Regions from separate parts of the Homo sapiens genome. Here region 1 is linked to region 2. A link is an interaction called in ENCODE POLR2A ChIA-PET data of the cell type or tissue named here. Cell type or tissue: OCI-LY7. All regions are shown on one strand. Each heading gives the region's core, and the rest is flanking DNA. Links, peaks and the distances in the headings are about the cores only. Region 1 overlaps TMPRSS9 (transmembrane serine protease 9). Region 2 holds the start of MIR7850 (microRNA 7850).

What was found. ChIA-PET counts read pairs that join two places held together with the same protein. Peaks named below come from ENCODE experiments on the same cell type or tissue, not always from the same donor. Only the 100,000 strongest peaks of a DNase experiment are listed, where the experiment ranks them.
Region 1: POLR2A ChIA-PET joins it to region 2 with 5 read pairs; 12 of 35 experiments call an interaction of 5 or more read pairs at or near these places.

What each region holds. Positions count from the first base shown.
Region 1 is chr19:2,410,578-2,415,885 of GRCh38, forward strand. TMPRSS9 (transmembrane serine protease 9) reads left to right here. Exons shown (of 19, transcript NM_001395513.1): 11 at 3,123-3,441; 12 at 5,093-5,264. Among named protein-coding and RNA genes, the nearest start is that of TIMM13, 14 kb to the right of the region's middle. In OCI-LY7, for the core only: no CTCF peak of the experiment used is centred there; no DNase peak of the experiment used is centred there.
Region 2 is chr19:2,629,082-2,634,452 of GRCh38, forward strand. All of the region lies in intron 2 of GNG7 (G protein subunit gamma 7), which reads right to left. MIR7850 (microRNA 7850) reads left to right here and starts at 1,634; the gene lies at 1,634-1,712. RefSeq lists an enhancer at 4,802-4,941. In OCI-LY7, for the core only: a CTCF peak has its summit at 2,182 (motif pointing right); DNase peaks (open chromatin) are centred at 2,510, 3,568 and 4,020; H3K4me3 peaks cover 896 bases; H3K27ac peaks cover 3,112 bases.

The sequences.
Region 1 (5,308 bases), core at 309-5,308, 220 kb before region 2:
TTGAGGAATTTTAAAGCAGTTGGGATTGAGAGGCAGGTGCTGCTTAGAGGATCTTCCAGAAGCTCTAACCTGACTTCAATCCCTCCTCTGCCCTCCATGGCTCCCTGCTCCCTTCCAGTGGGCCCCAGGTGCGTGCCACAGAGCCTGGGGTCCCTGAGTAATCTCCCTGGCTATGATGGGGTCCCTGTGTAAATCCCCCCCAGCTGCCCTCCAAACCGGGACTTGTGTGGGGACACAGACACTGTTCCCAGCACTGGGCCTGATACAACGTGGCACCCAAGAAACACCTCTTGTATGAATGATGCCAGCACATACCCTGGGCATCAGATTCTCTCCGTCTGTATGGGAAGGGTTGGTCTATGGGAACCCCGTGGACTTTTGCCCCTGGGTGGTCAGCTGGGCCATGAGTGAGCTGCAGGCTCAACTCAAGAAGGTTCCAGGGCTGGGCACGGTGGCTCACGCCTGTAATCCCAGCACTATGCGAGGCCAAGGCGGGTGGATCACTTGAGGTCAGGAGTTTGAGACCAGCCTGAGCAACATGGCGAAACCTTGTCTCTACTAAAAATACAAAAATTAGCCTGGCGTGGTGGCAGGTGCCTGTAATCCCAGCTCCTCGGGTGGCTGAGGCAGGAGAATCATCTGAACCTGGGAGCTGGAGGTTGCAGTGAGCTGAGATCACGCCATTGCACTCCAGCCTGGGCGACAAAGCAAGACTCTGTCTCAAAAAAAAAAAAAAAAAAAAAAAAAAAAAAAAAAGAGAAAATCAGGGGTCATCCAAAGCTGCTTCTGCTGTATACCTGGAACCTTCTTTTTCTTCTTCTTCTTTTTTTTTTTTTTTGAGATGGAGTCTCACTCTGTCACCCAGGCTGGAGTGCAGTGGTGTGATCTCAGCTCACTGCAACCTCCGCCTCCCAGGTTCAAGCGAGTCTCCTGCCTCAGCCTCCAGAGTAGCTGTGATTATAGGCATGCGCCACCACACCTAGCTAATTTTTGTATTTTTAATTAAGACACTGTCTCGCTCTGTCACCCAGGCTGGAGTGCAGTGGCACCATCTTGGCTCACCTCCCAGTTTCAAGTGGTTCTCATGCCTCAGCCTCCCGAGTAGCTGGAATAACAGGTGCCCACCACCACGCCTGGATAATTTTTATACTTTTAGTAAAGACAGGGTTTCGCCATGTTGGCCAGGCTGGTCTCGAAATCCTGGCTTCAGGTGATCTGCCCACCTTGTCCTCCCAAAGTGCTAGGATTACAGGTGTGAGCCACCAGGCCCGGCCGACAATTATAATTTTTGTTTTCAAGGTGTCTCATTCTTTCTTCTTTCAGCCACCTGGTCTTGTTTGCAGTGTCCTGTTCTTGTTTCGTGGATACCATTTCTTTCTTTTTCTCTGAGGATCGTAATTTAATCCGTTATGTTTCTTCTATATTCTATATTTGTGGTTAACTGTATTTCAGGCAAACGTAAGTTATTCTGTTGTAACTGAGTGTCTTTATTTCATGGAGATTGGAATCCCTCAACTGGTGCTTAAGAATGAAAAGCTGGGTGCAGTGGCTCACACCTGTAATCCCAGTACTTTGGGAGGCTGAGGCAGCCAGGTCGCTTGAGGCCAGGAGTTTGAGACCAGTTAGGGCAACATAGCAAAACTTTTGTCTCTACAAAAACAAAAACAAAAACAAAAATTAGCTGGGTTTGGTGGTGCATGCCTGTAGTCCCAGCTACTTGAGAGGCTGAGGTGGGAGGATTATTTGAGCCCAGGAGGTGGAGGTTGCAGTAAGCCAAGATCACGCCACTGTACTCTAGCCTGAGTGACAGAGTGAGACGCCGTCTCAAACAAAATTGAAAATTTAAAAATGTCGCTCAATTCTTGCCGTGATCTTATATTTGCTATTCACTTTCTCTTGGCGAGGGACATTAACAGTTTGTGTTCTTGGATTCTATGTACCCTTTCAAGGGACCAAAGACCTCCTGGTCTCATTTATCCTTTGTGGTTGCCCAAATCCCTTTTCTACCCCAACCAACCCAGGTCCTCTTGAGAAAGCTTTCTCTTGTGTCTTGAGCTTCTGCACATGGGCTGGGCTGCCACTTCCTCTGTCAGCCTCTCGTGAGTCTTCATGGTTTCTGGTCCACAACCAGGGATCTCTCCTGCCTAATTTTTTTAGCATGGCTGTGGATTCCTGTCTTTCTTGTGCATACCTTTGCTCTTGTTTCTAAGGCCTGGTGGGTGAGGAAAAGATGGGAGAGACTGCTACATGTGCTTAGATTGCCATATTGAAACCAGAATCTGGAGAAAATGCTAGGAACTAATGAGAGGGCTCATGTTTAAGAATGTAAGAGTCGGCCAGGCACGGTGGCTCACGCCTGTCATCCCAGCACTTTGGGAGGCTGAGGTGGGCAGATCACTTAAGGTCAGGAGTTCAAGACCAGCCTGGCCAACATGGTGAAACCCCGTCTCTACTAAAAATACAAGAAATTAGCCGGGCGTGGTGATGCGTGCCTATAATCACAGCTACTTGGGAGGCTGAGGCAGGAGAATTGCTTGAACCTGGGAGGAGGAGGTTGCAGTGAGCCGAGATCACGCCATTGCACTCCAGCCTGGGCAACAGAGCAAAACTCTATCTCAAAAACAAAAACAAACAAAAAAACGATACACAGAACGTAAGGGTCAGGGTGAACTGGATATGGGAAGGTAAAAAATGGTGAGGCCGGACGAGTGACAGCAGATGAGCACTTTGGGAGCAATGCTGCAGCTACCAGTGAGATATATGGAGGCACCCGCGTGGCAGCCATACTGCCAGCCTAAGCAAGTGGTGACATTATCAAAGATCTACTGAGTTAAGAAGAGGAGGGGATGTTATTTATTTGGGTCACGTTTTGGCCTGCCAGAGGTAGGACTGAAAGACATCTTAGAGATCCTATAGTCCAACTGTCTTGGGTTTTGTTTTTTTTCCTCCACAGAAGAGGAAACAGGTTCTGAGATGTCAATGATCAGCCCCAGGTGCTCTGTGAGCTTGTGTGGAGAGAGGTCCTGGCTGTCCCAGCTCAGAGCTCCTTCTTGGGCCTCGTAGCACTGGTGTCTGGACTGGCTGCTGCCGACCCATCCTGAGGGTGTGTGTTGGTTTCCTAGGGTGACTCAGGAGGACCCCTGGTCTGCGAGGAGCCCTCTGGCCGGTTCTTTCTGGCTGGCATCGTGAGCTGGGGAATCGGGTGTGCGGAAGCCCGGCGTCCAGGGGTCTATGCCCGAGTCACCAGGCTACGTGACTGGATCCTGGAGGCCACCACCAAAGCCAGCATGCCTCTGGCCCCCACCATGGCTCCTGCCCCTGCCGCCCCCAGCACAGCCTGGCCCACCAGTCCTGAGAGCCCTGTGGTCAGCACCCCCACCAAATCGATGCAGGCCCTCAGTACCGTGCCTCTTGACTGGGTCACCGTTCCTAAGCTACAAGGTATTTTCGGGGCAGAAAGGTAGAAGATGATGTACGTGCCTATCTTGATTTAGGGAGAACGGATATCGTCATAGTATCTTCATAATTTTGGATCTTCCTGTTCAAGGAAAGGTCACATGTGTATCCGTTTATTCCCATCTTACGTTGCGTGTACCCTCATGGTATCTTTCTGTCCACAGGTCTTGCCCATGTCTTGTTAACTATGGCGATCTATCAATGGGATACTTTTTTTTTTTTTTGAGACGCAGTCTTGCTCCGTCGCCCAGGCTGGAGTGCAGTGGCGTGATCTCGGCTCACTGCAACCTCCGCCTCCCAGGTTCAAGTGATTCTCCTGCCTCAGCCTCCTGAACAGCCGGGATTACAGGCACAGGCCACCACACCCGGCTAATTTTTGTATTTTTAGTAGAGACGGGGTTTCCCCATGTTGGTCAGGCTGGCCTCGAACTCCTGACTTCATCATCTGCCCACCTCAGCCTCCCAAAATGCTGGGATGACAGGTGTGAGCCACCATGCCCGGTCTGGAATACTTTCTATTGTATTTTCAAATAGTTTGTACCCAGACAACTTGTAGGACTGGCAGGGTGCGGTGGCTCGTGCCTGTCATCGCACACTTTGGGAGGCAGAGGTGGGCAGATCGCTTGAGGTCAGGAGTTCAAGACCAGCCTGGCCAACATGGCAAAACCCCATCTATACTAAAAATTAGCTGGGCATGGTGGAGGGCACCTGTAATCCCAGCTACTTGGGAGGCTGAGGCAGGAGAATCGCTTGAACCCAGGAAGCGGAGGTTGCAGTGAGCTGATACGGTGACATGGTGCCACTGCACTCCAGCCCGGGCAACAAGAGCACAACTCCATCTCGAAAAAGAAAAAAGAAAACTTGTAGGACTATATCTCTGTTTCCAAAAACTGTTAGTTGCATTCCTATTTTTTTTTTTTTTTTTTTCTGAGACGGAGTTTCACTCTTGTCGCCCAGGCTGGAGTGCAGTGGTGTGATCTCGGCTCACTGCAACCTCCACCTCCCGGTTCAAGTGATTCTCCTGCCTCAGCCTCCTGAATAGCTGGGATTACAGGTGCCCATCACCATGCTTGGCTAATTTTTGTATTTTTAGTAGAGTTGGGGTTTCGCCATGTTGGCCAGGCTGGTCTCGAACTCCTGACCTCAGGTGATCTGCCCGCCTTGGCCTCCCAAAGTGCTGGGATAACAGGCATGAGCCACCGCGCCCGGCCATGCTTCATTTCAGTTCACCTACACCCCACACTCTGTTCCGAAACCCCCTAACAATCGTACCCTTCCTTTTCTCAGCCGCCCCATGGGTCTCCTGGAGTGCAGCCCCGTCTTTGCAAGGAGGCCATAAACCTGGCTTTGTGGGCTGCGGGTCTGTGGTGGGGTCTGTTGCGGGGGGTCCTCGGGCTGACTGGGCCGCTGTATGTTTCTTTCTTAACTTCTGTCCCCGAAGCGAGGCCACGAACTTGCTGCAGGACCTTGGGCAAACTACGGACACCTTGAAGCCTCCACGGCTTCTTGTGTGGAACGGGAGGGATTGCGGCATCTTCAGGGCCTGGCTGCAACCGGTGTCCTGGGACCACCCCACCGGATGCTCCCACCCGAGCAGGCCAAGATCCCCAGACCTGGTCTTGTGTCCTCCTTCCAGAATGTGGGGCCAGGCCTGCAATGGAGAAGCCCACCCGGGTCGTGGGCGGGTTCGGAGCTGCCTCCGGGGAGGTGCCCTGGCAGGTCAGCCTGAAGGAAGGGTCCCGGCACTTCTGCGGAGCAACTGTGGTGGGGGACCGCTGGCTGCTGTCTGCCGCCCACTGCTTCAACCAGTAAGGCCCGCCTCCTCCAGGAAGGCTGCCCGGCTTCCCCTCCT
Region 2 (5,371 bases), core at 188-5,187:
ACAAAGTGGCCCCCAAGGAGCACGTACTATGCATCAGGCTCTGTGCAAGGCACAGAGAAAACAGCAAAGAACTTTGGGGAAAGTTGAAGACTTGAGGTGAACAACTGGATATCTTAGTAGGTCTCTCTGAAGGTTGAGCAAATGGATAGGGGATATTGGGAGATGGGTTATGTCCCTTGGAAAGAACTCCAAATGTCCCTTTCAATAACTTTCCACTCTACCAGTCATCTCCTCCTTCCAGAAATTCTCAGGAGGCAGCGCTTGGTGGCTCTTCTGCAGATGCCAGGATGGTGACGGTGACAGCAGGCCACGCTCTTGTGTTTAGAATAGGAGGTCCCCAAGGACACAGAGTCACAGACGGGTCAGGTAAGTTGCCTGGGCGCCCACACGAATAGGAGGTGCTTCTGGATTTGAAACAAGTCTTCTAGTGCTAGGAGCCCCAGAACACACCTAGTGCCACCCCCTCCCCACGACAAAGCCCACCAGAAGGGCTGGCTGCCTAAAGAGGTAGTGGACAAGACCTCACAGACTCACAGACTAGTGGGAGAAGACAGAAGAGCGTAGCCCTGAACGCAGTGTGGGGGCACACGGTGATTGGAACCTGGCACCCACATCAACGGTCAAAGTCTAGATGGTTTTGTTTGGTTGTACTCCCGCCTCCCTCTGACCCCATGCCCACGAGTAAGAGGAGCTCCGTCCACATTTATGGACACTTAATGTTCCTGCACACCCATAAATAAGGTGAAGCCGAGTCTGCATGTGTGCGAAAGGGCACAGAGCTTTGCACATACATGGTGCCAGGGTCCATTTCCTGGTTTTGTACTATGGTTACGTAAGATGTCACCACTGGGGGAAACTGTGAAGATACATGTGATGTTTTTTGCTCTGTGTGATTTTTGCAACTTCCTCTGAATCTGTAATGATTTCAAAATAAAGGTTGTTTTTTTTTTTTAATAAGTGGAGACACATTTAGGTGTAACTGGGACACAGCCTGCCACCTACTTTCCAAATGCCTCCTTTCTCCCAATAACCCCCACCCTCTCCCCAAAGACCTGGCAGTACTCCTGCAAGAGGAAGGGATGGACGCCAGAAAAAGGGAGTGAAGGTCCTGCTGATTCGGTCCTGGCTGAGGCCGAACGCAGGCCCCCCCTTCCCTTTGCCACCAAGAGGAGTCTAAGATCTCCCTGGAGAACATATCTTGTAGAACCCCCTCCCCTTGAGTGTGGGCAGGGCCCGTGGACATGATGAGATATCACTCCCCTGATTAGGTTGCTTTTCAGGAAAGAAGGGATTTTGAAGAGGTAAATAAGGTCCTAAATCAGTTGACCTTGAGTTCACTGAAAGGGCGATTATCCTAGGTGGGCCTGGTCTAATCAGGTGACCCTTTAAAAGGGATTGGGCCTTTCCTGAAATGAGAGCCTGGAAGCATGAGGGGCCTATGGAGAAGGCCAAGTGGCCTGAGAGTGGCCTCAAAGAGCTGAGAGTTGCCCCCTCCTGACAGCTAACAACGCAACAGAAACAGTCTATCAACCACAAAGAACTGAATTCTGAATGAGCCTGGAATGAGCTTGGAAGGGGATCCGTCACCACACAAACCTTCGGATGAGAATGCAGCCCTGGCTCACATCTCCGAGGTCAGAAGTTTGGACATAGTGTGGCTGGGTCCTCTGTGCAGGGTCTTACCCAGCCACACTACATCCAAACTTCTGACCTATGGAACCATGAGATAATAAATGGGTGTCACTCTAAGCTACTGCATTCATGGTAGTTGTTACGCAGCCATAGCTAGCTAATACACTCTTTATGTGCTGCAGACTAGAGCATTCTGGGATTTTATGGTCAGCTTTCAAACTTATTCATACACAAGGGTTTGGACATCATGTCCCTCCACAATCAGCCAAGCAACTCAGCAGTTTCCTCCTGAGTATGTCTGAGTATATCATCAAAAAGGTCTAATGACTATGACATTATCTGATTGTCTCAACAGCACTGTGTGGGGCTGAGGAGGCATAGCAGGCATGAAGACCAGAGGAAGAATGGTGCATTTAGTATTAGACAGCTTGACATGCATTAACCCCTTGAGAGGCAGGCACTGCCTATTCTCCCCCCTTTCACAGACGAGGGCATTGAGGTTCAGAAAAGCACAGAGATGGCCCAGGGTCACAGAGCCAGTAGGTGGCAGAGTTGGGAGCCCAAGCCCTAAACTGCTGGTTATGTCACCTCATGAAGCCACTTAACCTCGCTAGGTCTCAGCATCCTTATCTGTCCAGTGACGATCATTCTTTCCTCACGAGTGGTTATGAGATGAAATCAGATAACTCAAGGCCTCTAGGCTGAGGGTCAGCAAACCTTTTCTGCAAAAGGCCACTGAGCTCTGTCCTTGTAGTATGAAAGCAGTCACTGATGACAGGTAAATGAATGTCTGTGGCCGTGTGCCAATAAAACTTTATTCATAAAAACAGGAAGTGGAACAGAGAACTTGGCCCAGGGACCTGCAGTATGTCTGTGGCTGTGTGCCAATAAAACTTTATTTATACAAACAGGGAGTGGAGGGGGGAACTTGGCCCAGGGAGCTGCAGTTTGTCTGTGGCTGTGTGCCAATAAAACTTCATTTATAAAAACAGGAAGTGGAGGGCCAGACTGGGCCTGGGGTGGGGGCACAGCATGTCTGTGGCTGTATGCCAATAAAACTTTATTTATAAAAACAGGAACTAGATGGGGGACTTGGCCTGGGGGCCACAGTTTTCGACCCCGGCTTTAGCAGTTTTTTCCTTCTTTTGCTAACTTCTAAAATGAAGCCGACTGACCCTAGAAGTGCCATTTCTGAAAGAGGAAGAGAGAAAAGGGGTGAAAGGACGTTGAACCAGCCAAGGCAGACTACAGCATTTTCAGGGCGTCTCCCCAAGATCTCCAATAAGGACAACTAGCATCGACTAGGCTAATCCCGTGACGGCCTGTTCTGCGGGGACATCATCACCCTGGTGCTGCCCTCTCCCCCATTCTCTAGAGAAAGGAGCCCCAAAAGAACAGATAAACTCTGCCTCCTAGAAAGGTAAGACTCCTGGCCTGGCGCTGTGTGGGATCATGCCTGTAATCCCAGCACTTTGGGAGGCAGAGGCAGGTGGATCACTTGAGGTCAGGAGTTCGAGACCAGCCTGACCAACATGGTGAAACCCGTCTCTACTAAAAATACAAAAATTAGCCAGGCGTGGTGTCAGGCACCTGTAATCCCAGCTACTTGGGAGGCTGAGGCAGGAGAATTGCTTGAACCCGGGAGGTGGAGGTTGCAGTGAGCCGAGATTATGCTATTGCATTCTAGCCTGGGAGACAAGAGTGAAACTCCATCTCAAAAAAAAAAAAAACAAAAAAACCCAACCTGCTATAAACAAAACTCACACACACACACACACACACACACACACACACACACGCACACAGAAAACAGACTGGGAATTGTAAAAACAGCTGACGAACAGAGACTTTCTACTCTACAGGGAAGTCTCTCACCGTCAGCACTGTGGACATCGGGACTGGATCCATCTCTGGGGTGAGGCTGCCCTGGCACTGCAGGGTGCTGAGCAGAGTCCCTGGCCTCCACCCACTCCCTGCCAGGAGCACCCCTTAGTTACACTGAGCTATGATCGCACCACTGCACTCGCACCTGGGCAACAGAGTGAGACTCTGACTCTAAAATAATAATAATAACAAGAATATAAGAATAATAATTCAGATCCATGTCCGATAAAAATAATAAATAAGTAAAGCTGAGGCTCTAACATGAAGTCATTACGAGGCTCATCCAGCCACAGTGGGCTCTGCACTGGGGCACCCGCCTGGGCCTCTGCCTGGCCCATGTCTGCTCAGGAGCCCTCAGCCCCTTGAACCCTGCTGGTGGGACAGGGGGCCCCTCTACCAGGCCCCTAACTTCTCAACAGACCCCACCTTGGGCCTCCCCAGGCTGCACCTTAACCATCTATGACACGCATCCCCAGGCGGCACCGGGAGTGTCTGCGCAGAGATCCGAGGGTGTTAGCCTGGCAGGGGCCCTGCAGGTGGGTGCTGGTTCACTAAAACGATGAAGCGGATGGGAGGAAAATTAGCATCCAACGGGCCTCATCATTGCTGTCCTGGGCAATGGACTCTGACCCCTGCTGTAGAGGGTCAGAGAGGGTCAAGGTCAAGCCACAGATTGGCAGAGCCATCCTCTCTGGCCTCCACTCGGCTCCCCCATGTCCCCTGCCCCCAGCATCTCATCATATGCGACTGTCACCGCCGTGTGTATTTTGAGTCAAAGGCGGCCAAGGCTCGATGAATCTGCCGATGACCAAGTTGGTGCCTCATCCCTCGTTCTGTGGGAGGCTGACTGTTCAAGCGGTTGCTTAGCAACAGGCGCGCGCGCGCGCGCGCACACACACACACACACACACACACACACACACACACGAGAGGTGGCTGTGGTCTGCACACTGGGCTGGGGTACTCAGATCCCCGGGCTCGGTGGTCGTGGATGTGAGCCTCTCTGGGTATGGAGCCTCAATCAGTAGAGTCAGGTGGTCGCAATAACAGCTCTGAAACGGGGATTCATTGAGAGGACATCGGTGGGCTTGAAAACGGGTGTCTGTTTACCGGGGCTTGAGTGGGAGCTGTAGTAATTCTGTCCAGAAGAGGACAGAAGCCTGCTCTCAACTCACCCGGGAGGCAGGTTCTTCTGCACCGGGCCTTCTCCCCCCGGCACTGTGGGCATTTGGGGCTGAATCATTCTTGGTTGTGGGGCTGCCCCGGGCACTGCAGGGTGCTGAGTGGCACCCCTGACCTCCACCCCATGGCATCCACCAATCGAGGCAGCCACAAATGTCTCCTGGGTGCAAAATTGCCCCGAGTTGAGACCCCCTGGGATAGGGGATTCCACGGACCCCCAAGAGACTCCGCGTCCCATGATCCTCTGCCCTGCTGAGGTCCCCGGAGGCTGCACACATTGAAATCCACACCCTGAGTGAGGAGGGAGAGAGGAGGTGAGTCCCAGGAGCTGGGGGTCCTCCTGGTTTACACCGTCTGCCCCACTGGGCGTTTATGGTGCCTATCATGAGCAGGAAAATAACTCGAATTTTTTTCCCCAAAATAATGAACCCAGAGTTTCTCCCCCTCAGCACTGTGGACATTTGAGGCCCGATTGTTCTCTGGGGTGGGGCCGTCCTGGGCACTGCGGGGTGCTGAGCAGTATCCCTGGCCTCCACCCACTCCATGCCAGGAGCTCCCCCAAGTCGCGAAAACCACAGATGTCCCAGAAATTGCTCAGTGTCCCCGGGGTTGGGGGTGGGGGGCGGCATCACCCAGATGACCCCTGCTATAGAGGGTCAAGGTCATGTCCAAG